Regions from separate parts of the Homo sapiens genome. Here regions 2 and 3 are each linked to region 1. The links are chromatin loops, found by intact Hi-C in ENCODE. Cell type or tissue: endothelial cell of umbilical vein. All regions are shown on one strand.

Region 1 (8,000 bases):
TTACCTACATTCTCCAGAATGTTTCCCCAAAAGCAAAGGCTGCAGGATCACAGCACAAACTACGGTATAAAAAAGCTGCCTGGTGTTTTAATTGCTGTAGGTTAACAGGTATTTCTGAATCCAAATGCAAATGTTTTTTGATCTACACGTGGAACATTTTTCCCCTTTGCAAGTGAAGGTGACTTCTGCATGTATTTTCAGAAAACGCTTCATTCTTAACTGTATAAAAAGACAAAGCTTTTCCGACCAATGTCATCATTCAAATTGTCTCCATTTTAATGTATATACCTTAGAGAAGAAAGTGTAAGTTTAATAATGAATGACTCCTTCCTAAAGGTGAGAAATGGAAGTAACAGCAATTCACCATTACTGGGCAAGTACTGTGGAACTCTGCTGCCAAACCCTGTCTTCTCTCAAAATAATGAACTATACCTACGATTTAAGAGTGATAGTGTAACTTCTGATCGTGGATATGAAATCATCTGGACTTCATCACCCTCTGGTAAGACATTTGCACTTTGTACAGGAAAGCACTGTGAGAAAAACATGAGGTGTCTAATAGTAAAAGGCAAAGTAACTTTATATTTTTAGCTACCTGTGTACCTGATTAGTTTATGTTAAGAATAGAGATTTTAACATTGAAAGTACAGATTACTTTTTTTTTTTTGAAATGGAATCTCGCTGTGTCATCCAGCCTGGAGTGTAGTGGCGTGATCTTAGCTCACTGCAACCTCCACCTCCCAGGTTCAAGTGATTCTCCTACCTCAGCTTCCCAAGTAGCTGAGATTACAGGCATGCGCCACCATGCCCAGCCGATTTTTGTATTTTTAGTAGACAGAGCGTTTCCCCATATTGGCCAGGCTGGTCTCAAACTCCTGAACTCAGGTGATCCAACCTCCCAAAGTGCTGGGATTACAGGCATGAGCCACCGCGCCCGGCCAGATTACTTTAAATTTTACATTTATTCATTATTTCTGTTTATAAAAGAATATATATTCATATATGAAACATATATAAGGTAAGGTAGGAAGATTCAAAAATTCCTTGGTAAATTAAATTTTGTTAGACTTTTTGACTTTTGGCTTGACCATCAAGGAAGTTCTTTGAGAATTTAAAGAAAAATTTTTACCAAAAATCCAACTTATGAACACATTCTGGCATATATATGAGTAGTTGTGCTTCTCGCAGGCCCTGACATTTCTTGGCGGTTCTGGAGAGAAATTGCTTTTTTTAGGGTAGTAAGTATCTTCTCACATTTTTGGCTGGCTGTTTATCAAACAACTAAAGAAAATTTAAGTCATGTCAATACATTTAATTCAAGAGAGGAGGAATACCTTTATAAAATATCCCAAAATACCAAAATACCTTCAAAATAAGAAAGATAAACAGAACTCACTTTAAATATCTTAAGAAAAGCGTTCTATAAAGATAATCGTGGGTAATGGAATCTTGGCACCCAAAGGAAGCTTAAAGGTGACCTCCAATGCTCAAATTTTATCAACGAGCAAATAAAACACCAAGATTAAGCTAGGTGCTGTGGCTCACACCTATAATCCCTGGGAGACCAAGGTGGGTGGATCACCTGAGGTCAGGAGTTCCAGACCAGTGTGGCCCACAGGGTGAAACCCCATCTCCACTAAAAATACAAAAATTAACTGGGTGTAGTGGCACATGCCTGTAATCCCAGCTACTCGGGAGGCTGAGACTGGAGAATCACTTGAACTTGGGAGATGGAGGCTGTAGTGAGCCGAGATCACGCCACTGCACTCCAGCCTGGGTGACGGAGCAAGACTCCGTCTCAAAAAAAAAAACAAAACAAAAAAAACCCACCATGAACCCGGGAGGTGGAGCTTGCAGTGAGCCAAGATCGTGCCACTGCACTCCAGCCTGGGCGACAGAGCAAGACTCCATCTCAAAAAAAAAACCAACCAAACAAAAAAACCCACCAAGATTAATGAGTTGCCCAAAATGCTCCACTAGACTGAGGTGAAGGTGAGATTAGACCTCAGTGGTCAGAGGCCCAGCCACGTGCTCTGTAACTATGCCAGCCAGCTTCTTCCTGTCCCAGAGATGACCTGGATCTCCACAGATATATAGTCTAAATCATGACAGCCTTCATATACAGATTAACAAATTGAACAAATTAACACCAAAACTTGAAGTATTTGACCTTAAGTATGTCAGTTATTAGCCTGGTAAAGTCACTTTTATAATGAAGTCATTCCTGCCGTCACCTACAATAACGCACTCCCTCTTGGTTTAGTGCTGAATTTTACTTCTAATTTTACTTCACTCACATCACTGGCGTCAACTCTGGGCATGCAAAGATCTCTACACCATCGAAAGCACACAGACAACAACTTGATTTTCTCCCACAGTTACTTTATCAAGTTTGTTTTTTTTTTTTTTTTCCATTCTGCTCTCAACCCCCAATTTTCAAAGTACAGTCCTGGAGGAAGTTATCCCTGGGTTGTGATATGCAGGCAAAGGCACGTGTGTGGAGGATGGAAGAGGTGGAGGTGGCAGTGGGAAGAGAGGGGAAGAGAGGAGAAAGGGTGTAGCCCAAAGAAGAGGAAAAGGAAAAGGGATTTCTGCCTCCATTATTCTTGCAGAGTCTCAGCACCTTAAGAAAATAAAGTCTTATTGCCTAACAAGCCAGACTGGACGGCTTATATGCTGTTGAATCAAACTTCCTGTCCTGTTTTCCTTGCAGGATGTGGTGGAACTCTTTATGGAGACAGAGGCTCATTCACCAGCCCCGGCTATCCAGGCACATACCCAAACAACACGTACTGCGAGTGGGTCCTTGTTGCTCCTGCTGGAAGGCTTGTCACCATCAACTTCTACTTCATCAGCATTGACGATCCAGGAGACTGTGTCCAGAACTATCTCACACTCTATGATGGGCCCAACGCCAGCTCTCCATCCTCTGGACCATACTGCGGAGGCGTGAGTAAAACAAACATTTTATATTCCCATTTGTTATTTTTAGACAATAATGAGTCACTTAGTGTAGACTTTTTTTTTTTTTAAGATGGAATCTCGCTCTTGTCACCCAGGCTGGAGTGCAGTGGTGCGCGCAATCTCAACTCACTGCAACCTCCGCCTCCTGGGTTCAAGCAATTCTCCTGCCTCAGCCTCCTGAGTAGCTGGGATTACAGGTGCCTGCCACCACACTCAGCTAATTTTTGTACTTTTAGTAGAAACAGGGTTTTGCCATGTTGACCAGGCTGGTCTCGAACTCCTGACCTCAGGTGATCCACCCGCTTGGGCCTCCGAAAGTGTTGGGATTACACGCGTGAGCCACTGGGCCCGGCCTAGTGTAGACTTTCAAAGGCAGACACACTGCAGAGGAAGAAGCACAGCCTTTAACAAATTGAGCAGTTTTCCAACTTGCCTTTCTATTATGGGAGCATGAGTGCCATCTGGTGGGCATTGCATTAAATTACTATTAAGAGTTACAAAAATCAGCCCTGCGTCAGAATCACCTGTGGAGTTACTTACATTAGACTTCCAGTTCCCACCGAAACCCACTGAATCGGGATTTCCCAGGGAGGAGTCACAGCACGCTGTTTTTTTAAAAAAAAGCTCCCTCTGTGACGTCAGTGCACTGCCTAGGGTTGAATACCCATGTTTATTTCTGCATAAATAGAACTGTAGAAAATTTGGACACGTGGCTCTATTTTATCTACTTCTTGCTGAAAATTGCAGAAATTATTTGAAGAAATGGTGACCGATAGTTTGTTTTTGTAAAGCTCTGATATCTTCCCTAAAAAAATCAGAATCTGACGTTGATTCAATATTGCAGGCATCTGTGCTTACGATCCTCTCATTTGATGTGCAAGTAGATACTTAAAGAGAGTAAGGGCTCACACCTGCAATCCCAACACTTTGGGAGGCCCAGGCAGGTGGATCACTTGAGCTCAGAAGTTTGAGACTAGACTGGCCAACATGGGGAAACCCCGTCTCTACTAAAAATACAAAAATTAGCTGGTATAGTGGCACACGCCTGTAATCCCAAGTACTCCGGAGGCTGAGGGAAAATAATTGCTTGAGCCAGGGAGGCGGAGGTTGCAGTGAGCCGAGATGGCGCCACTCCACTCCAGCCTGGGCGACAGAGCCAGACTCCATCTCAAAATAACAAGAGAGTAAGTAAGGGAAAATTGGCTGTTGGCAAGCGGGTATCTGTTTCTGATTTTTCTGCCCTTTAATCACTTAGACTTTGTAATCAAACTAGACAGAGAACTGTATCAGCTGGAAATCTAGATGGTTTTTAAAATATAACTTACTATTTATAAAATTGATAAATGCTGTTTTCAGAAGTATCAGAAAATAGGCTAATTTTTCTAAAACCCTGGGCATTCTCATATATTCTTAACACCTTTCTTTGAATATATTTGCATATATTTTACATGCATATTTTTTACTGTTTGATGGTGTGTTTTTTCTACTTACCAATATATCATTAGTAACATATCAATAAAAACACTGTTGCATCATATTTAAGTTTTGGAGAGTATTCCGTTGCACGAGTGTGGCCTAATTTATTTAATGAAGCCCCTCTAAGTGGACATTTAGGTCTCTTGAACTTTTTGCAACTACAGACAACACTTAATAAACTTTTTGGTAGTGATATCTTTATACATATAGTTACATTACTTGGTGAGAAATGGTAATCACAGGACCAGCAGACACTGTATCACGGGGATGCACAGAAGGCCCACAGAGAGAGAGACCCCAGTAAATGTGCCACACATCAGATTTAGAAGCTAATCAGCTCTTAGACATTGAATTGAAATTTACAAACATTTCAAAAGGGAGGAAAAGAGGCAATTTTAACAATACCATGACTTTATATTGGTAGGGGTTTTTTTGTGGGCATGGTTTTCAGTGGCTTGCAAACATACAACCCCATTTGATCCCCACAGTGACACTCCCATAAGGTGGAAAGAACAAGTATATCCTGGACTTGTATAAACCGAGTTCAGGTTTATACTGAACAAGTATAAACCGAGTCACTGAGAGAAGTGACGGCCATTTAATCCAATGCCACGTTAAGTTGAAGTATATAGCGAGATAACATCAATTTTTTTAACTGTTGGTGTTTACGGTATTTTCCCAGTTTTACATTTTTTTATAAATGTGGATATAATTTCATGTGTAATTGTTTTTTTTCTTAAAGGTACCACTGATTTCTTTAACACTTTATCAATGTTAAACATAAATGAAAAAATGTAAAACATAAGTATAAAACATGAAGTACAGAGGTAGCTCTTGTTTTGCTAATATTTACATACAACTTTTTGTAAGTTGTAATATTTTACTAATATTTACATACATACTTTCACATGTTACATACATACATATTTACATGCATAATTACATACATATGAAAGTTGTATACTTTTGTATGTATACTCCTTAAGTATACAATTCAACTTTTTATGTATGTAAATATGTTTGTTAAACTTGTAATATTTATATACATACAGTATTTAAATACATACAGTGTACATACAGAGGTAGCTCCTTATTTTGCTAATATAAACACAAACCCTGATTTGGAGATATTTTATATTACGGTAAATACCATTGTTCACAGGGAAATCCTATATCCCTTGCAGCTGCAGAAAATGAAGATCTAGCAAATGAGAGAATAACGGGACAAACAAGGAGAATCAAAGGAGATTCTAAAACTTCTGTTGACCGTCTGTTGACATACTAGTTTGTCAAAATAAAAGAAGTTATTGAAATTTGGAAGCAGATTAAAATGGGAGTAAAAAGTAGATGTGTATAGGAATAAAAATATTGTATATTCCTTGATGTATCTCTTACAGAAAAAAAAATCTACACTCACTTGAGTAAGTGAGTATCTTGGAAATAAGCCTGTGTTTTGATGACTTGGGGTAGGGCTGAGGCAGGAGAAGCCAGTCATGTAAGCATCATGAGAGCAGGGCTTTTTGCCTGTTTTGCTCATTTTTTAATGTCTTAATACCTGCAGCGTGGCAGTGCCTTGATCAATATTTGCCAAATGAATGAATAGAAAGTGAGAGACAACGGGGACCCATGTATCCCCCCAACACACACACACACACACACACACACACACACACACACACACACACTGTTCCACAGAAGTATATGAAAATAAATCTCAAGAGGAAAAACTATAAACACTGAGGATGAAAATACTATATTTTACTTAATAGGATCATTTTAATTATATATGTTTGTTTCAGAAAAATTAAATTTGCAGTAAGAACTTGAATAAGAAGTTCAAGTTTTTTGATAACAGTTTTATTGAGATACAATTTCAATACCATCCAATTCATCTCCTTAAAGTATACAATTCAGTGGTTTTTCGTAGGTTCACAGAGCTGTGCGGCCATTATCAGCACAGCCAATTTTGGGACACTTTCATTACCCCCCAAAGAAACCCAGTACCCATTTGCAGTCCTTCCCCATTTTCCCTCAACTCCCCACGCCCAGAAATATTCCTTTGTAAAGCATTTGCATTCATTCTTTGCAAGGTTACTTCAAGAAATATATGCAGGTTCACCATAAATTCTATAAAGTTTCTTTATGTGGTACTTTGTTACTAGGCTAACATTCCTAGAAAAACGTTCAAATATGTGAAATATATAATTGGATACTTTTTTTTTCAATTTTAGGACACCAGCATAGCTCCCTTCGTGGCTTCCTCAAATCAGGTCTTCATAAAATTTCATGCTGATTATGCACGGCGTCCATCCGCATTCCGATTAACTTGGGACAGCTAAGTGGGTAACAACTCGTGTTCACTCAGCACTTTCCCTCTGCAGCACGCTGGACAGCACTCTGCCATCCTGATACATGACCCCTGCTGATGCCACAGAGAATAAGCTGAACTTGTATGGTTTTTCACCAAACCATGGATAGAATCAATATTTGTAGGCCAGGCGTGGTGGCTCACCCCCCTGTATTCTCAGCACTTTGGGAGGCCGAGGCAGGTTGATCACCTGAGGTCAGGAGTTTGAGACTAGCCTGGCCAGCATGGTGAAACCTCATCTCTCTAACAATATAATAATTAGCCAGGCGTGGTGGTGGGTGCCTGTAATTCCAGCCACTCGAGAGGCTGAGGCAGGAGAATTGCTTGAACCCAGGAGGCAGAGGTTGCAGTGAGCTAAGATCACACCACTACACTCCAGCCTGGGCGAGACGGCAAGACTCCATCTCAAAAAAAAAAGAAACAAAAAAAACCAGAATCAATATTTGTACATTTTCTCGAACATAGAATATAGCTTCTTTAGTCTTGAGTGTGCATTTCATTCTAATATTTTGAGCTGAAATTTAAAAAAACTTTGAAAGAGTTGGAAATGATTATGGCATATGTGACATACATTTTTAAAAGTTAATAATAATAGCCAGGGGCAGTGGCTCATACCCATAATCCCAGCACGCTGGGAGGCCATGATGGGAGGATTGCTTGAACCTAGGAGTTTGAGACCAGCCTGGGCAACAAAGTGAGACCTGATTTTTACAAAAAATCAAAAAATTAGCCAGGCATGGTGGCATGCACCCGTGGTTCCAGCTACACAGGAGGTTGAAGCAGGAGGATCACTTGAGCCCAGTAGGTTAAGGCTGCAGTGAAACCCTGTGAATTAACCACTGTACTCCAGCCTGGGTGACAGACTGAGACCCTATCTCAAAAATGACAACAAGAACAACAAAAGTTAATGATAATATAGAAGCATAAATTTCCTGTGAATGTTCAATTACACATAATAAACATTATTGAATTGTACACAATTATGCTGCATTAATTTTTTGACTTATTAAAACTCTGTCTTTCACTATGGGACATATATAAATTTTCAAGTTTAATTTTTACATTTTGGCAAAGAATTCAATATATATATGAATCTTCCAGAGCTTCATTTCTGGAGCCAAGCTGCCTGAGTTTCAATTTTAACTGTACTAGTTAAGTGCTTACACAATCTCTCTGTGCTCAGTTTCTTCAT
Region 2 (8,000 bases), 430 kb before region 1:
AACCATAACCTAAATGGAATTGTAAACAGACTGTAGCCTACTCTTGCGCCAGTCACCAAGTTTTGCCAATCACATTGGCCAACTGTTCAAACCATGTTCAGATAAGGCAAATGCCAAGCAACAACCAATCTGGCTGTTTCTGTCCCTCACTTCCATTTTCTGTATGTCATTTTCCTTTTTCTGTCCATAAATCCTCTTCCACCACATGGCTGTCCTGGAGTATCTGAGCTCACTCTGGCTCAGGATGCTGTCTGAGTCATGAGTTGTTCTTTGCTCAATTAAATTATTTTAAATTTAACTTGGCTACAGTTTTTCTTTTAACCCCACCATCCCTACCACCAGTTTAAAAGCAAAGAAGACTATTGGCTATGATCTAGTTCAAAGTCCTCCTTCTACAGGTAAAGCAAGAATCTGAGATAACCATGGTTTTGCTCAACATCACCGGTGAAAAGTAACAGTGCTGGGCCTTGAACTCATTTCTTCTGAGCCGATATACAGTGACTTTTTCCGTCAATCATGCTCAAGTCTCAATCACCCAATAGTGGTAAAAACACAGGGCATTTTCACCAGCCCAATTAAATACTACTTTCTGCTCCATGAGGCTCTACCATAAGTTCTGTGGGAGGGAGAATATCTTTCACTGCGAACTCCATGGTCTTAAAAAAGTTGCTTAATTTCTCTGAGTTCCTGTTGCTTTGCTTGTAAAATACATAAATAAATAAAAACACACTCACCCTTCCTACCTTACACCATTGTTTTACAAAATGATGATGCTAATATGTAAGGAAAACATTTGTATACCGTAAAAAATTATCCGTGTGTAAAAATACTTTAAAATATCATTTAACTAATTACAATAATTAAAACATGACTTTGGGCTGGGCATGATGGCTCAAGCCCATAATCCCAGCACTTTGGGAGACTAAGGCAGGCAGATCAGTTGAGATCGGGAGTTTGAGATGAACCTGGCCAATTTGGTGAAACCCTGTCCCTACTAAAAAATACAAAAATTAGCCGGGCGTGGTGGCACACGCCTGCAATCCCTCAGCCTCCCTCAGCTCCTCAGGAGGCTGAACCAGGAGAATCGCTTGAACCTAGAGGTGGAGGTGGCAGTGAGCTAAGATCACTCCACTGCACTGCAGCCTGGGTGAAAAAAAAAAAAAGCAGGAATCTAGGTAGAGGAGTCAGGGGAGTCTAAGGAGCTACCGAACCTAAGTCAGAAAACACTATATCAATATTAATATCCCACTGTATTATGTAATATCCCACGGTGGCTTATGCCTGTAATCTCAGCACTTCGGATCTTGTAGATAACCTGAGGTTAGGAGTTCAAGACCAGCCTGGCCAACATGGTGAAACCCTGTTTCTACTAAAAATACTAAAAACTAGCCAGGCACAGTAGTGGGTGCCTGTAATCCCAGCTACTCGGGAGGCTGAGGCAGGAGAACTTGAACTCAGGAGGCAGAGGTTACAGTGAGCTGAGATTGTGCTACTGCACTTACAACCTGGGCAAGAAGAGCAAAACTCCGTCTCAAAACAAAAACAAAAACATAAACCAAAAAACCCACTGTTGTTAATAGCAACTAATTTTGAGGGCTGATTGCATAGCAGGACTTGACAGAGTTTTCTAATCCTCACACCGCCTACATTGTCATCTCTCTATTGTGCAGATGAACCCTGAAGCCCAGAGACACTATATAACCCAGCCCAAAGTCCTCCACCATTCTGGTGGTGGAACTAGGATTTAAACCTGCATCTTACTTCCTGCAAAACAGCATTCTGTGCTGTTCCACTGCTTTCTCTACCACACTCTTCCCCAAAGCCATAGTGCTATACTTAAAAATTAAGGGATGACTCTTGCCTGTAGTACCAGCTAATTTGGAGACTGATCGCTTGAGCCCAGGAGTTCAAGATCAGTCTTGGGAACACAGAGAGACTCTATTCTCAAAAAAAAGTGTGCTGGGGAGAAATAACAGCTGCATTATTTTGTCTAAAAATAATTATAATACAATCATTTATTGAGCAGTATATGTGCTAATGTGTTATCTGTATTATCTCATTGAATTGTTCACAATATTCACAATATACTCTGAGAAATCTGAGGCCTAGAAAAGTTAAGGAAGTTGTCTATGACCTGGCAGATGGCAAGTTACCGAGTCAGGATGCAAATTCACCTGTGACTCCAGATCCCCTTAGCTTAATTGCTTGCCATTGCCAGATTCTACAGAAAGCCTAAAGCTGAAACAGAATAAATTAACTACTGGGATTTCATTCTGTCACCCTAGCTGGAGCAACCATGAACTTCTGGGCTCAGGCGATCCTCCCACCTCAGCCTCCTGAGTAGCTGGGACTACAGGCATGCACCACCACACCTGGCTAATTTTAAAATTTTTGTAGAGATAGGATCTCGCTACATTGACTAGCCTGGTCTCAAACTCCAGGGCTCGAGTAATCTTCCCACTTCAGCCCCCCAAAGTGCTAGGATTGCAGGTGTGACCTACCATGTCTAACCTATGGGGGCATTTCTGATTCAGAACCCAAACACCTCTTCTCTATCATGATAAGTAGAATCTGTATATTGGGAATGGGTGTGAAGTAAATTTTTAGTATTTATTTATTTATTTATTTGGAGAGAGAGTCTCTTGCTCTGTTGCCCAGGCTGGAGTGCCGTGGTGCAATCTCGGCTAAGTGCAACTTCCACCTCCCGGGTTGAAGCGATTCTCCTGCCTCAGCTTCCCGAGTAGCTGGGACTACAGGCACGTGCCACCATGCCTAGCTAATGTTTTTTTGTATTTTTAATAGAGATGGGGTTTCGCCATGTTGGCCAGGATGGTCTTGAACTCCTGACCTCAGGTGATCCACCCACCTTGGCTTCCCAAAGTGCTGGGATTACAGGTGTGAGCCACTGTACCCGGCCAATTTTTAGTGTTTCTACATTAGGCAAACCCATCTTTCCTGGCAATTTTCTTATGTACACTTTGTTTATACTTTGAAACAACTGAAATTTTGAGAGCTATTTCCCCTCACATAGGAAGCCAATTGACAGGGGCCACCTCAATGCTCTTGACCTCTAGTGGGGATTGGACCCCACAGATTCTTGCTACTCAGTGCTGTCCCAGGCCAGCATATCAATATCTCTTGGGAGCTTGCTGGAGATGCAGTATCTCAGGCCCCGCCCTTGGCAGCTGAAACAGAACCTTCATTTTAACAAGATTCCCTAGTGAGTCGAGTGCAAATTAAAGTTTGAGAAGTACTCTCCTAAATCACAGCTTGGTCAATCAAGAAGCAAGTGGTCCCAGGATGTTTCTATCCTTTAAATGTAACAACAATCCCATTACTGAGTTTTTTTGTTTCTTTTATTTGTTTGTTTTTGTTTTTTTTTTGAGATGGAGCGTTGCTTTGTCGCCCAGACTGGAGTGCAGTAGTGCCATCTCAGCTCACTGCAACCTCCACTTCCCAGGTTCAAGCAATTCTCCTGCCCCAGCCTCCTGAGTAGCTGGGGCTACAGGTGCATGCCACCACACCCAGCTAATTTTTGTATTTTTAGTAGAGATGGGGTTTCACCATGTTGGTCAGGCTTGTCTCGACTACCTGACCTCAGGTGATCCACCCGCCTCGGCCTCCCAAAGTGCTAGGATTACAGGTGTGAGCCACCGCGCCCGGCAATTACTCAGTGTGTAATGTGAACCACAGGCACTTTGAGTTCGTGGTCTCTAATTACTGACAGAGTCATTCAGGGCAGGTATCCTCAATTCTCATTTCCAGCTGAGAAAGAATGAGATTTGGGAGACAAAGTAACTTGGTAGAAATTACACAGCCAATAAATGAAAGTTCCTGGATGTGAACACAGGTTTATCTTCTGACTGAGCAATATTGCTTCCCATTCTTCTTGCTGTTTTTCAAAGCACCGTTTTTGATGAGGTAGGTCCTGGGGTCATAAAGAGAAAGGAATTTTGTTCATTTTACTCTTCCCTGGACTGTGTGAAATATTTCAGGTACAGAGACTAAGTCAATGATTATCTATCTGGTGGATTAAAGAACAGACAATTCAGAAATGCTCTTGATGGTCATAAGTTAATTTTAAAAATTTATTTAGAAGGGATCCTCAGGAATGCCTAATTGTATCCACTGGATTTTAATACTTTCAATTCCGTGCAACTAAATGTGGCCCTTGGAAAAGTCCTGTGACTTCCGAACCCACCAGTAGATGTCAGTATTTCTTTGGACACCACAATGGCCTCTCAAGTTTTTGCCCTACCAGGCTCTTCACAAGATCCGTTGTGTCTGAAGAAGGAGCGGCGACTTTTTGTCTACATTTTTACTTGGTTGGAACAATCTTCTGAGATATCTTCAAGGGTGTTAGTGACCCCAAGGCAGTACTCTCTTGCCCTCTCTCTCTCCCTGTCTCTCTCTGTCTCTGTATGTGTGCGCCTCTTTCCTTCTCTTTCTCTCCCTATTTCCTCTCCCCATACTCCCACACTGACATTTTTTAATGAAAAAGATGATTTTCTCCCATGAAGATATTTCTGTGCAGATGTTAGAAAAGGACATTCGAAGACACTAAAGTCAGATTTTGTCAAGCCCTCTGGCTGGTAAACCAAGCAGATCCCACTCTCCAGGAATGAAGCAACTATTACGTTGGGGCGAAAGTTATTGCTATTACTTTTAATGGCAAAAAAACACGATTTTTTCCCCCAACCTAATACTACCATGCTAAATGCCAATTCAAAAAGGATTGCCCTTTGAAGAAAAAAAGGCAGAAGTAAGCAGGAAGGATAGCTCACTTGGAGTATCATCCGAGTTAGCTTAGGTAAAGACTGTAGCTTTCTACTAAAGCGTAATTTATTTCTCAAAGAATATTTTATATGCAACTATTTTCTGGGCTCTGTTCTGGAGCTTTATTAAATGTGTAAGAAGGCTGAATAATTGATCAGGTTTACCAAAGACTACAATTTAAGCTGACAGGCATTTGATTTTAGATGCTGGTGTCTCATTTGTGTGGCTTTTTCATGCATCTGCCAGCAACGGGTATGCTAAGACAATTATGTTCTTCCCACTGGACTGCTTTTTCTTGTCTCCTTTCCAGAACGATCCTTCTATTTTTTTTTTAGAAAAAGCTGTGCTTTAGGTTAACCACATAAAATTATTTGACAGATATCTGAAGAGACTCACTTTCTTTACAAGAGAGGTTAATAGTAGCTTCTCAGTAAGGAAAAAAAAAACGCTGAGAGGGATTAAATAAGAGAAATGCTTTCTGAGTCATTAGATGCTAGACAGGTTAAAATACCAGAAAAGTACACTGTAGCATTCAATTTGGCACGAGGTAATGACTTAATGATTTTCCCGATTTCTGATATTCGGTGTGGAACACTTAAGCCTTTCTGAGGCCTGATTAGCAAACAGTTTTATTTCCCTTTGCAGAAGAGGATGTAATCAGTTGTTAGGTGGACAATTCAGAAGTGCTTTAGGATTTTTCACACTGCCGGTTTTATAATTTAGCGATTATGTAGCTTGATGGTGAGAGTCATTACTTTCAAGAAGTTTGGAAATTGAACTAGTCCAGTGTTTCCCAGAACCTCATCTATTTACAAGCTAGAGAGTTTTTTTTTTTTTTTGCTATTAATACTCTATAGTGGTTGAGGACATATAGTGTGTAACTGCATTCAGAGCCCAGCTTTGTAATTTACTAGCCAAATGACCTTGTCAATATTACTTAACTTCTATAAACCACAGTTTCCTTATCTGCAAAATGGGGGTGATAATGCTTTATTTGTAGGATGATTGTGAAGTGTCTATAATGTTATTAGTTCTCTATCCCCATCCTCCACTCTGAGGACTGGTTTTAGGTATGTATGGGGGAGGCTGGCCTACCACAGATTTTATCTACTCTTTCAAAATAATCACAAGTTATGCACATACTCTGTGCCAGGCAGTATGAACTGAACACCGAAGATACTCCAGTGAACAAGACAGAAGAGGCTTCTACTGGCATGAAACTTACATTCTAATGGAGGACACAGAAAATTATAAAGTAAACAAACACATAAATACGGAATAACATAGATAGTAATGAGTGTGTAGAAGAAAAGTAAGGTAGGATAAGGAAACAAAGTAAAGAAGAAGATCAAGGAAAGTTACTTTGAGTAAATGACTGTGTTAGTCCCTTCTCACATTGCTATGAAGCACTACCTGAGACTGGGTAATTACATAAATTACCTAGTATAAATTTATAAAGAAAAGAGGTTTAATTGACTAACAGTTCTGCAGGAAGTACAGGAAGGTGCCTGGGGAGGCCTCAGGAAACTTACAATCAGAGTGGAAAGGGGAAGGGGAAGCAAATATTTCTTCACGCAGCAGCAGGAGAGACAGAGCATGAAGAGGGAAATGCTACACACTTTTAAACAAGCAGATCTTCTGAGAACTCATTGTTACCACAAGAACAGCAAGGGGGAAGTCCGCCCCCATGATTCAATGGCCACCTACCATGCCCCTCCTCCAACACATGAGGATTGCAATTTGACATGAGATTTAGCTGGGGACACGGAGCCAAACCATATTAATAACATTAAAGGAAAACAATAATTTTAAAACTTTAATTGGGCCTTCGTGTAGCTGATGAGGCCATCAAAGGATGGCTGGATATGTAATCAGTTTCTTTTCTCAAATGCAGAGAGAGCCAAGGCACAGTCTGAAAAATGAGAATGAACACATACACTGTTCTGTCTCAAAATGTAATATTTTCTCCTCATTGGAGGCTCAGAGGAATCTTTGCAGATTCTGCTGCATTTACGGAAATATTCTTCTTTAATAATAATTAGTGTGTGGCCCTGATGACCAAACAGATGACTATGGAGGTTCAGAGCTCCCTTTGAGAAATGGAATACAGCTGATTGACAGTCTCAAGCTGTCATACCCCTGCATTCTTTCTGAACCAATTATACCACTAGGCTGTTCCCACCCAATGACGTAGCCGGGCATGTACACTGGCATAGGACCATTTGCCTGTTGAAAGATTCCTCTAATGGGTAACTTTTGTTCAGGACACCCCATAGTCCTAGCCAAGACTTTTCTTAGAGAAGCTCTGTAAGCTCAGACTCTTCCAGATCAATTCTTCCTTTTTCCTCTCCTTTTACAGATATAAAACTTACACTGTGATCTGAAGGCTTGTCCTGCCTACTTCTTCTCCAGCTTCTTTTATCTGTCACAGACTGTATTAGTCTGTTTGCATGCTGCTGATAAAGGCATACCCAAGACTGGGCAATTTACAAAAGATAGTGGTCGAGTGTACTTACAGTTCCACGTGGCTGGCTTCACAATCATGGTGGAAGGCAAGGAGGGGCAAGTCATGTCTTACATGGATGGCAGCAGGCAAAAAGAGAGCTTGTGCAGGTAAACTCTCATTTTTAAGACCATTAGATCTCATGAGACTTATTCACTGTCACAAGAACAGTACAGGAAAGACCTGCCCCCATGATTCAATCATCTCCCACTGGGTCCCTCCCACAACACATGGGAATTCAAGATGAGATTTGGGTGGGGACACAGCCAAACCATATCACAGACATTTCATCCAATAAATCTTTTGTACATATAATCCTGTCTTGGCTTCTACTTCTTAGAAGACCTGAACAGACACAGTTGGAACCAGGAGTGATCAGAGAAAACAGCTAGTAAGATAAGGTCTGCAGGCCTGGACTGATGGTGGAGGATGGGGTGTCACTTAACCATTAGAAGCCAGGGAGTCACGATGACCATAGTGACCAGCAAGCTTGGAAGAGCAGCCAAAGAGTCTTGGCCTACAGAAAGTTGTGAAGATGGTTAATAGAACCTAACTCCTTTAGGGGAAAAATAGACAGTCAACCAGCAAGGGGCCTTCTTAATTTCTACAACAAGAAAAAAGGCAAGAATGGAGGAGCAGAAAACTAATGGTGATCACCCAATAAAAAGTTTTCATACCTTGCTCAGTTCTCAGACTTTACTCAATTTTCAGATCTAGAAGC
Region 3 (8,000 bases), 200 kb before region 1:
GTTTCAGTTAACTATATTGACTTTCTACTTTTTAAAATGGGAAAGATTTCCAATTGCAACATTACAGAATTTTGTTTAAACACGTCTTTACCCTGCAGTTCCTACATTGGCTCTTTATTTATTTATTTATTATTTTTTCTTTCTTTCTTTCTTTTTTTTTTTGAGACAGAGTCTCACTCTGTTGCCCAGGCTTGAGTGCAGTGTTGCATTCTCAGTTCACTGCAACCTCCGCCTCCCAGATTCAAGTCATTCTCCTCCCTCAGCCTCCTGAGTAGCTGGGATTACATGCGCCCACCACCACGCCTGGCGAATTTTTGTATTTTTAGTAGAGACAGGGTTTCGCCTTGATGGCCAGTGTGGTCTCGGGCTCCTGGCCTCACGTGATCCACCCACTTCGGCCTCCCAAAGTGCTGGGATTACAGGCGTGAACCATCGCACCCGGCAGGCTCTTTATTTAATAGACTTTCTTTTCCTGATCTCACTGTCTTCAGGGAGAGCCCGGATGGCAGTCCTCTGGCTTCTTCCAGCTCAAAGGTCTATGATTTCACGTTGTTCTATGAACCAGGTTCTTCTCTGTTCCTGAGACCATCTGCAGCAGGTGGTGAGAATTTTAAGAGGCATAATAATAATAATAATAATAATAATAATAATAATAAATGTTTAGTGTTTTACTGTAGCAGGATAATTGGCAGAGGGAAGGCTGAGGTTTATGGAATTAAATTTTCATGTATACACAGGAGAGTATGCTTAGCTTTCAAAGCATTTCACTTACCACTAGGGAGGGATTTAGGAGCCCTTGCTCCATCAGTGACTATCGAAACATATGTTTACATGAAACCGTCAGTCCCTGAACATCTGAAGACATTATTATTTTTAAAATTTTTAATTTTTGTGGGTAATTAATAGGTGTATATATTATGGGGTACATGGTGTGTTTTGATACAGGCGTGCAATGTGTGATAGTCACATCATGGGAATAAAGAAATAATTTTTTGTAAATAATTAGCCTAATTAATAATAAAAATCTAGTTATGATAAAAGGAAGCATTATAGGCAAAATATGATTTTAAATTAATGCTGGAGCAGATTACCTTACATGGTAACATTTCAGTGGATTAATTTTTACATATAACCTTGAGATACTTAAGAAAAGATTATGGAGATAGACAATTTAATATTTTTAGTAGGCCAGGTGTTTATTTGACAGTCTAAAAGGGTATGAAATTCTGAGATTGGAGAAGCATTACTAATGCATATCTCTACTGCCATGTCAATAGGTCCCCAAAGATATTGCTTTAAAAATAAATTTATCAGATCACAAAGGAATTTATAGTCATTATAGGAAATTGGGAAAATGTAGAAAAAGCTAGATTAAAAAATCCTAAAGTATATCATTATTACTAATATTTGGTGGTATTGATTTCCTGTCATCGCTCCTTGTATATTTATTTTATTTTAATATTCGAAGGAGATTATTCAGTACATACTAACCCATAATGACTTTTTTCACCTAACAATAGCTTGTGACTATTTCCCCATGTTATTTATTATGTCATTTTCAACATTGCTCATCCCATCATCACAATACAGCCACCAATTCCTGTTGTGAAACACTTAGAATCTTTTCAAATCTTCACCATTAGAAACAGTTCTGAGATAAGTATCTTTGTAGTTAAATGTTTTCCCACACCCATGATTGGACAATGATTTAAAAAATAAAAAGACTCAAATTGTGGCTTCTAATAGGAGTAATATATAGAAAGCAGAATAAAAATGTAAATTCTAGTAAGAGCAGACAGCAACTAGCCACCACATAGAAAGGAAACGCTGGTTTTTATATGAGACAGACCTGTAACTCAGGGTGACACCAAGTAACTCAAAATGTGGTATTTCGATGGGTTTTTTGCTCTCATGCAAAGCCCAACATTATGAGTAATTGTTACTTTTAGATGATATTTCATATTTCCTGCCCCACCCTGTCAGCACATGGCAAGGCGGCTTTTTCTGTGCCTATGTCAGGGAGCATGCTATGAGTGGCCATGTGCCTTATGGAGGGGACTTAGCCTCCCAAGGGCCATCTTGGAGTCGGCTGGGATCAACCATGCTCTGCTTATCAGCCTTCCTCTACATTTGCCTCATTTATCCACCATGATTTGATTTTGCATTTGCCCCCTTGGGCTTTGCTTATCCACAATGGAAGCGCTGTATCTCCTCTGTGATTCTTATTATTTATTTATTTATTTTTTTTTTTGAGAGAATCTTGCTCTGTTTCCCAGGCTGGAGTGCAGTGGTGCGATCTCGGCTCACTGCAAGCTCCACCTCCTGGGGTTCAAGTGATTCTCCTGCCTCAGTCTTCCAAGTAGCTGGGACTACAGGCGTACGCCACCACACCCGGCTAATTTTTTATATTTTTAGTAGAGACAGGGTTTTGCCATGTTGCCCAGGCTGGTCTTGAACTCCTGGCCTCAAGTGATCACCCGCTTCGGCTTCCCTAAGGGCTGGGATTACAGGCGTGAGCCACCACAACCAGCCTCTGTGATTCTTGCTTTGCAATTTCTACTGTTGTTACAGGAACATTTCAAAGCCCTTCAAATTTAAAGTAACCTGAACTTGGATAAAGTTCCAAGTTTTTCCAGGAGATGTGAGTGCAAACCTCAGCAACAACATTTTTAACAATCACCCTAATGAGGCCTCTCCACAGATCCTGCTGTGGTGGTTGTTTGGGGTGGGGAACATCTGAGCAGATGCCCTGAGAATTCCCTAGGTCCCATCCTTCTGGATCTCCAGTGATTCAGCAGCAGGAACTACAGGGCTGGGTAGGACCCAAAGGGGAAGGGAGGCTGCAACAGGAAGAGATGCTGCTCACTTTTAGCATGAGAGCCACTTTGCTTGCCAGTGGACTCTATCCACCTCACCGTGGCAGCCTTAACAGCCTCTGGTTTCCTAACTCTCTTTGCTGCTGTCCCCTGCATGATCTGTCCTCCCGCAATCCCTTCCACACACACAGCATGCTTATCTCCACCCCACACAGGATGATTCGCCTTGGTTTCTGCATGGCTGTCCGGGATGCCTCAGTCTCCACAATGCCCAAGTTGTCATAGCAACACACTGCGAGGATTGGCCTCCACCTCCTCACTGAATTCATCACTTCCCCATCTGCCCTACCAGTGACGATTTCTGTGAACTCTTTTATGTGAGTCAGCTCCTGTTCTCTAATCCCCAACATCTTTCTTTTCTCATAGCTATTTTGGGTGGTTTCTCTGGAAAAAAATGTTGATTCCCTTTGCCTCTGACAAAGAGTTAGAGTAACAATTTGAGCACATTCCACATGCCAGGCCTCATAGCAAACCTTTTACGTGGTTTATCTCATTTGCTGTTGGCAACAATATTATGAGATAAGTACCATTATGGTGCCAGATTTATAGATAAAGACATTTTAGCTTGAAGAAGTTCAATAATTTTCACAAAATTGTGTTCTCTAAATTTTAGAGCTGGGCTATGAACACAGAGCCTGGCTCTGGCCACATTGACATTAGTCAAGTACATTCTACAATAAAATTGCTTTCCTGCTTGTGATTGAAATATAATCTTCTATTAGTGACACTCACTTCAAAATGCCACTCTATAAACTGATTGAGTATAGTTCTCAAAAATTGAACGATCATCTTTTCATTGAGTAGAATTTTTATTCTATAGAAAGAATAGGGGATTCTCTACTACACCCAAAATTTCTCCTCACAGCAGATGAATTATTTCAATTACATATTAAGCTCTAAAGAATAGAGGTTTTATGGAATTTGCAAAGATTTATAATTGGAAATGGACCAAATTATTCTCCAGAAGTTTCTCCATGTTTTAATGATATCATCCTAAAGAAACTCTTGAGTTGCTTTTTCTACATGAACTATATTTAATTAATTCTTAAAATTGATCTCCTATAAAAAAGAATTTTCTTCCAGAAGACCTTCCAGGAAATAAAAGAAACAACATTTACAAACAGTATGAATTAGATGTCAATCTAAAACAGAAAGGGCTGAGTTTTAATTGTCACTCACTGTGATTCTAAAATGAGTTTGGGGCTGGGCATGGTGGCTCGCACTTGTAATCTCAGCTCTTTGGGAAGCCGAGGTGGGCAGATTGCTTGAGCCCAGGAGTTCGAGACCAGCCTGGGCAACATGGCGAAACTCTGTCTCTACAAAAAATACAAAAAAAGTAGCTGGGCATGGTACTGCATGCCTGTAGTTTCAGCCATCAGGAGGCTTAGGCAGGAGGATTGCTTGAGCCTGGGAGGGTGAGGCTACAGTTAACCTTATTGCACCACTGCACTCCAGCCTGTGCAACAGAGCAAGATCCTGTCTCAAACAAACAAAAAAATAGTTAAGAAAAAAAGTTAATCTCTACATCCCAAGCTCATATATATAAGATAATTACTTGTAATTTTAATTTATTACAGTTTTAAATTTTTAGCCATGAAACAATTTAGCAAGCAAGGCACTTGAAAGACATATTTTTGTTCTTGGAGATCCTGCAGTTCATAAAGTTGATTTCTACTGAGGGGACAGGTGGGGTGTCTGGGTCTCTGCTCACTTAGAACTTGACTTTCAGTGACTCCTAAGTACCCTCAATCTTACAAAAAAATTGGATCTCTATCAGTGATTGACCACACGTGGTGTCTTTAGTGTTATATCCTCCCCTTTGTTATGGGTCCTTCCTATTTAGAAGTCCACGGATCACTTCCTATTGCAACTGGAGTCTGAATTCACTAATGGTATTGTAAAGTATGTGCCAAATTATCAAACCCGCACAAAGGAAGTAGAAACTGGTAAGTATGGCTAAGGCAAGAGATTTCCTTCCTCTCTGAGTGTGTCAAGAGGAGTTGAGATATTTGGGGGTAGGGTGGGGGTGGGGGGACCTAAGCCACGAAAATCCTAAATGAATAATCTCTTTAAGAGAATAACAAAAGATTTCACAGAGGAAGGTTTTGTAATATACACATCTCCGCATCTGAAGATATATTTAATGGCCAATTTGAAAATGTAAGCATTATTTTAGTAATTTAGAAAAATACCCCTAAACACAGTTATAGAAATTAGATCTGCATATTCAAGGTGAGAATCGCAATCTTTCTTAGTTTTTACTAGTTTCCTTTCTGTAACTCAATTAGAACTTCAAGTATTGTTCACTCTGAGTAGATCTTCAGGCTCTCTAAAAGCAGGGCCACTCCAGCTTGCTTGTCAGTAGTTGCAATGAGTCACAGCTGGAACGTCCTGTGGTTAACATTCTGCTCTGAAAACAGAATCAGAATCAGTGAGACGGCTTTCCATGGTAACCTGTATTTGTATACTTTGAAAAATGACTGTTCCTTTTTGTGTGGTTTTGGGTGGTCAATTTGCGCGGGAATGAATTGTAGAGGTGACGTTACCCATCTGTGTGAATATAAACAAAAAACCTGATTTTATTAACGGCAAACTTTAAAAAACGAGGTATGAGTTTTTTTTTTTTTCCTTTTCGAGACATTGTTCTACACATTTATTACTAGATTGGACATTATATTTAAGCATTTTCATAAATGTCTATTTGATGCTTATTTTAATGCATAATTTTCTCCCCCCAAAGGCAAAAAGAAACTAATTGTCATTCATCAGTGTTGCCCCCCAAACCTACTGCCTAGCCCCTCCACCCCCACCCAGTACTTTTACAATGTGTTATTAAAGACCACTGAACAGCTGAGATCCAGGGGTCTCCTTCAATGCGTAATCCCATCCAGAAGGAAGGAAAAAAAAGAAATCTCTTTAAGTCACGTGAAAATGCCACATTTCTTAATCTTGCAGAGCTGACAGGCAAAAATGCTATGCTGTTCATGACCTTGTGCAGGATTGAAATATAATTCCGCAACATGCTGCGACCTAGTATTCCGTAAGACACATCGAGCTTAGGGTGATTATAGTTATGGAGAAATCTTACCTATGTTTTGTTGGATAAGGGTTATGATGACTTAGCCTGGGCTCAGAGGCCTGACAGAAATGAAATAATTTATGCTTTGGTCACTAAATTACAATCCAAAGGTTAAGATTTGGGGAGTGAAAGATGGTAGAGCATTTGCTTGCTAATTACTCCACTACTTGGGAGCAGTATGTTTGTTTCTGTGCTAATTAGTTTAGAACTGTACTTCATGCCCTAGAATTAAGAAAAACTCTAAAGCTGAGATGAATCTCCTGCAGGGAAGCAGGGATTTAGAAGCACAGGCTGCAAGGTTGGCCTCTCGCCCTCCGGTTTCTCCGCCTGCAGGAGAGGGTGGGACTGAACGCTAAGGTGAAAAGCTTCTGTTCCGTTTCGTTTCCCTCTTCATTTTCTGTTGCTTTATTCTTCTCTTATTCTCCCCTATTCATTATAGGGGAGGCTTCTGATAAATGTGTAGAATATTAGAAACTTGATAATAAATATACACATTCAAAGCAGCAGTACGAAAAACAGAAAAAAAGGAAGCTACAGCAGTAAGCCTGAAAAATAAAACTCATCTTTATTCATTTGCTTAAAATGCTTAGGTTTAGTGCTTTGGGGTGAATGACATAATAGGCTTCTGAGCTTGTCTTTTTAAAAATATCTGCTGACCTTCCCTGAAATCTCACAAGCACTTATGATGAGCAGCCGATTTGAGAACTCAGCGAGACAGGCCAAGGTTTAAAAATCTGCGATTTATCATAACCTTAAACAAGGCCCTCACCTGGTTCTCCCTTCTACGGAGTGGCACAAAGGGTCCAAATCCTTTATGGTCTAAGAGGAGCCTGTTGAAATTGAGGATTGTATGGCACTACTACCTATCTAACTGTACAGAGTGCAAATAATCGTGCAGATTGGGTCCTAAGTAAAATAAATACAGCTGGCGGGGGAAATCACTGCGTTCATTCATTGGAGATGCATGGGGAACCTGCCTTTATCAAAGCCCTGCTCTGGGCAGTGAGGGGAAGGCCAGAGGTGGTCTGTGCTTTAAGGCGACTCACAATCAGTAGGGGAGGTAAGACACACAAGCCCATAACAAGAATGCCTGGGGATGTGATCATTTCCACAAAAGAAGCACAGATGAAAAGCAAGGGCTTTCAAAGGCAGACTAATTTATGCCTGACTGCAGGGATTAGGGGCGGCTCCATGGAGGTGCTTTGTAACATTTGGTGGTAAAGTTCTCCACACTCAAATCAATATGTTTCAAACAATATTTCATGTCATAACATTTTTTTTCAATGAAAATAATTTGATCAGTCTGGAATTCATTGAATCCAGATTATACATTTATGCACGGACACGTGCAAACACACAGACACTCACACATACTCTTAAGTAGATGTACTCTCCAAGGGCATCCTCGAGGAAATCCATGAGTCCATTACCAGGTATTTTATGTTTCGTTGTCATGGGCAGCTTATCCCAAGGGTAACTGGAACAAAGTGTTTAAAGGGAACATGAAGGCGATTAGGTGAAAATGTAATGGCCTTAGTCCTGAGGAAGCCAGTCTTGTTGGATTGCCATTATCTTTCTCAAGTGAAGAGATATAGTAGAGAGATTTTTGTGTTTTTTAATTTTTATTTTTCAGTTTGGAGATATACAGCTGATAAAATCATTAAATGAGGTAGGTTAAGGGGACACAACCTTGCACCCTCCATTTCTCCTTGAAGATGTATAAATACCTCAATGGAAAAATGGACGAAGACATCAGTAAACAATTTACAAGAGAAGAAATCTAAATGCCCCTAAACATGAAAAAAAAAATCCTTCAATGTCAAAGTAATTAAAATAACACAAGTTAAGACAATTACAAAAAGGCAGTTTTTCACTGTCAGTACTAGTTTAAAACATGATCGTCATCATAATTGACAAAGCTCCACTGAAAGAAACACCTCTGTTAACTGCTTGTGGGAGGATAGGTTGGTATAAACTTTCTGGTAAGAAATTTAATAATATTTTATAAAGAGCCATATGATTATACTGTTTGTTATTCCCTTTCT

Evidence for each region. A loop is a pair of places that touch in the nucleus more often than their neighbours do. Peaks named below come from ENCODE experiments on the same cell type or tissue, not always from the same donor. Only the 100,000 strongest peaks of a DNase experiment are listed, where the experiment ranks them.
Region 2: it touches region 1 in a loop (9-fold over the local background); 61 of 110 quality-filtered maps call a loop at or near these places.
Region 3: a loop joins it to region 1, with 8 times the contacts of the local background. A loop is called at or near these places in 5 of 110 quality-filtered maps.

Annotation. Positions count from the first base shown.
Region 1 is chr10:16,823,754-16,831,753 of GRCh38, reverse strand. CUBN (cubilin) reads left to right here. Exons shown (of 67, transcript NM_001081.4): 65 at 337-502; 66 at 2,714-2,949; 67 at 6,672-7,788. The coding sequence ends at 6,779. Among named protein-coding and RNA genes, the nearest start is that of RSU1, 10 kb to the right of the region's middle. In endothelial cell of umbilical vein, a CTCF peak has its summit at 3,422 (motif pointing left); DNase peaks (open chromatin) are centred at 2,853 and 3,403; H3K27ac peaks cover 1,668 bases.
Region 2 is chr10:17,254,099-17,262,098 of GRCh38, reverse strand. No RefSeq gene overlaps it. Among named protein-coding and RNA genes, the nearest start is that of VIM-AS1, 28 kb to the right of the region's middle. In endothelial cell of umbilical vein, a CTCF peak has its summit at 4,195 (motif pointing right); a DNase peak (open chromatin) is centred at 4,238; H3K27ac peaks cover 388 bases.
Region 3 is chr10:17,020,883-17,028,882 of GRCh38, reverse strand. All of the region lies in intron 27 of CUBN (cubilin), which reads left to right. Among named protein-coding and RNA genes, the nearest start is that of CUBN, 100 kb to the left of the region's middle. In endothelial cell of umbilical vein, no CTCF peak of the experiment used is centred here; DNase peaks (open chromatin) are centred at 1,862, 3,142, 4,722 and 5,272; H3K27ac peaks cover 5,881 bases.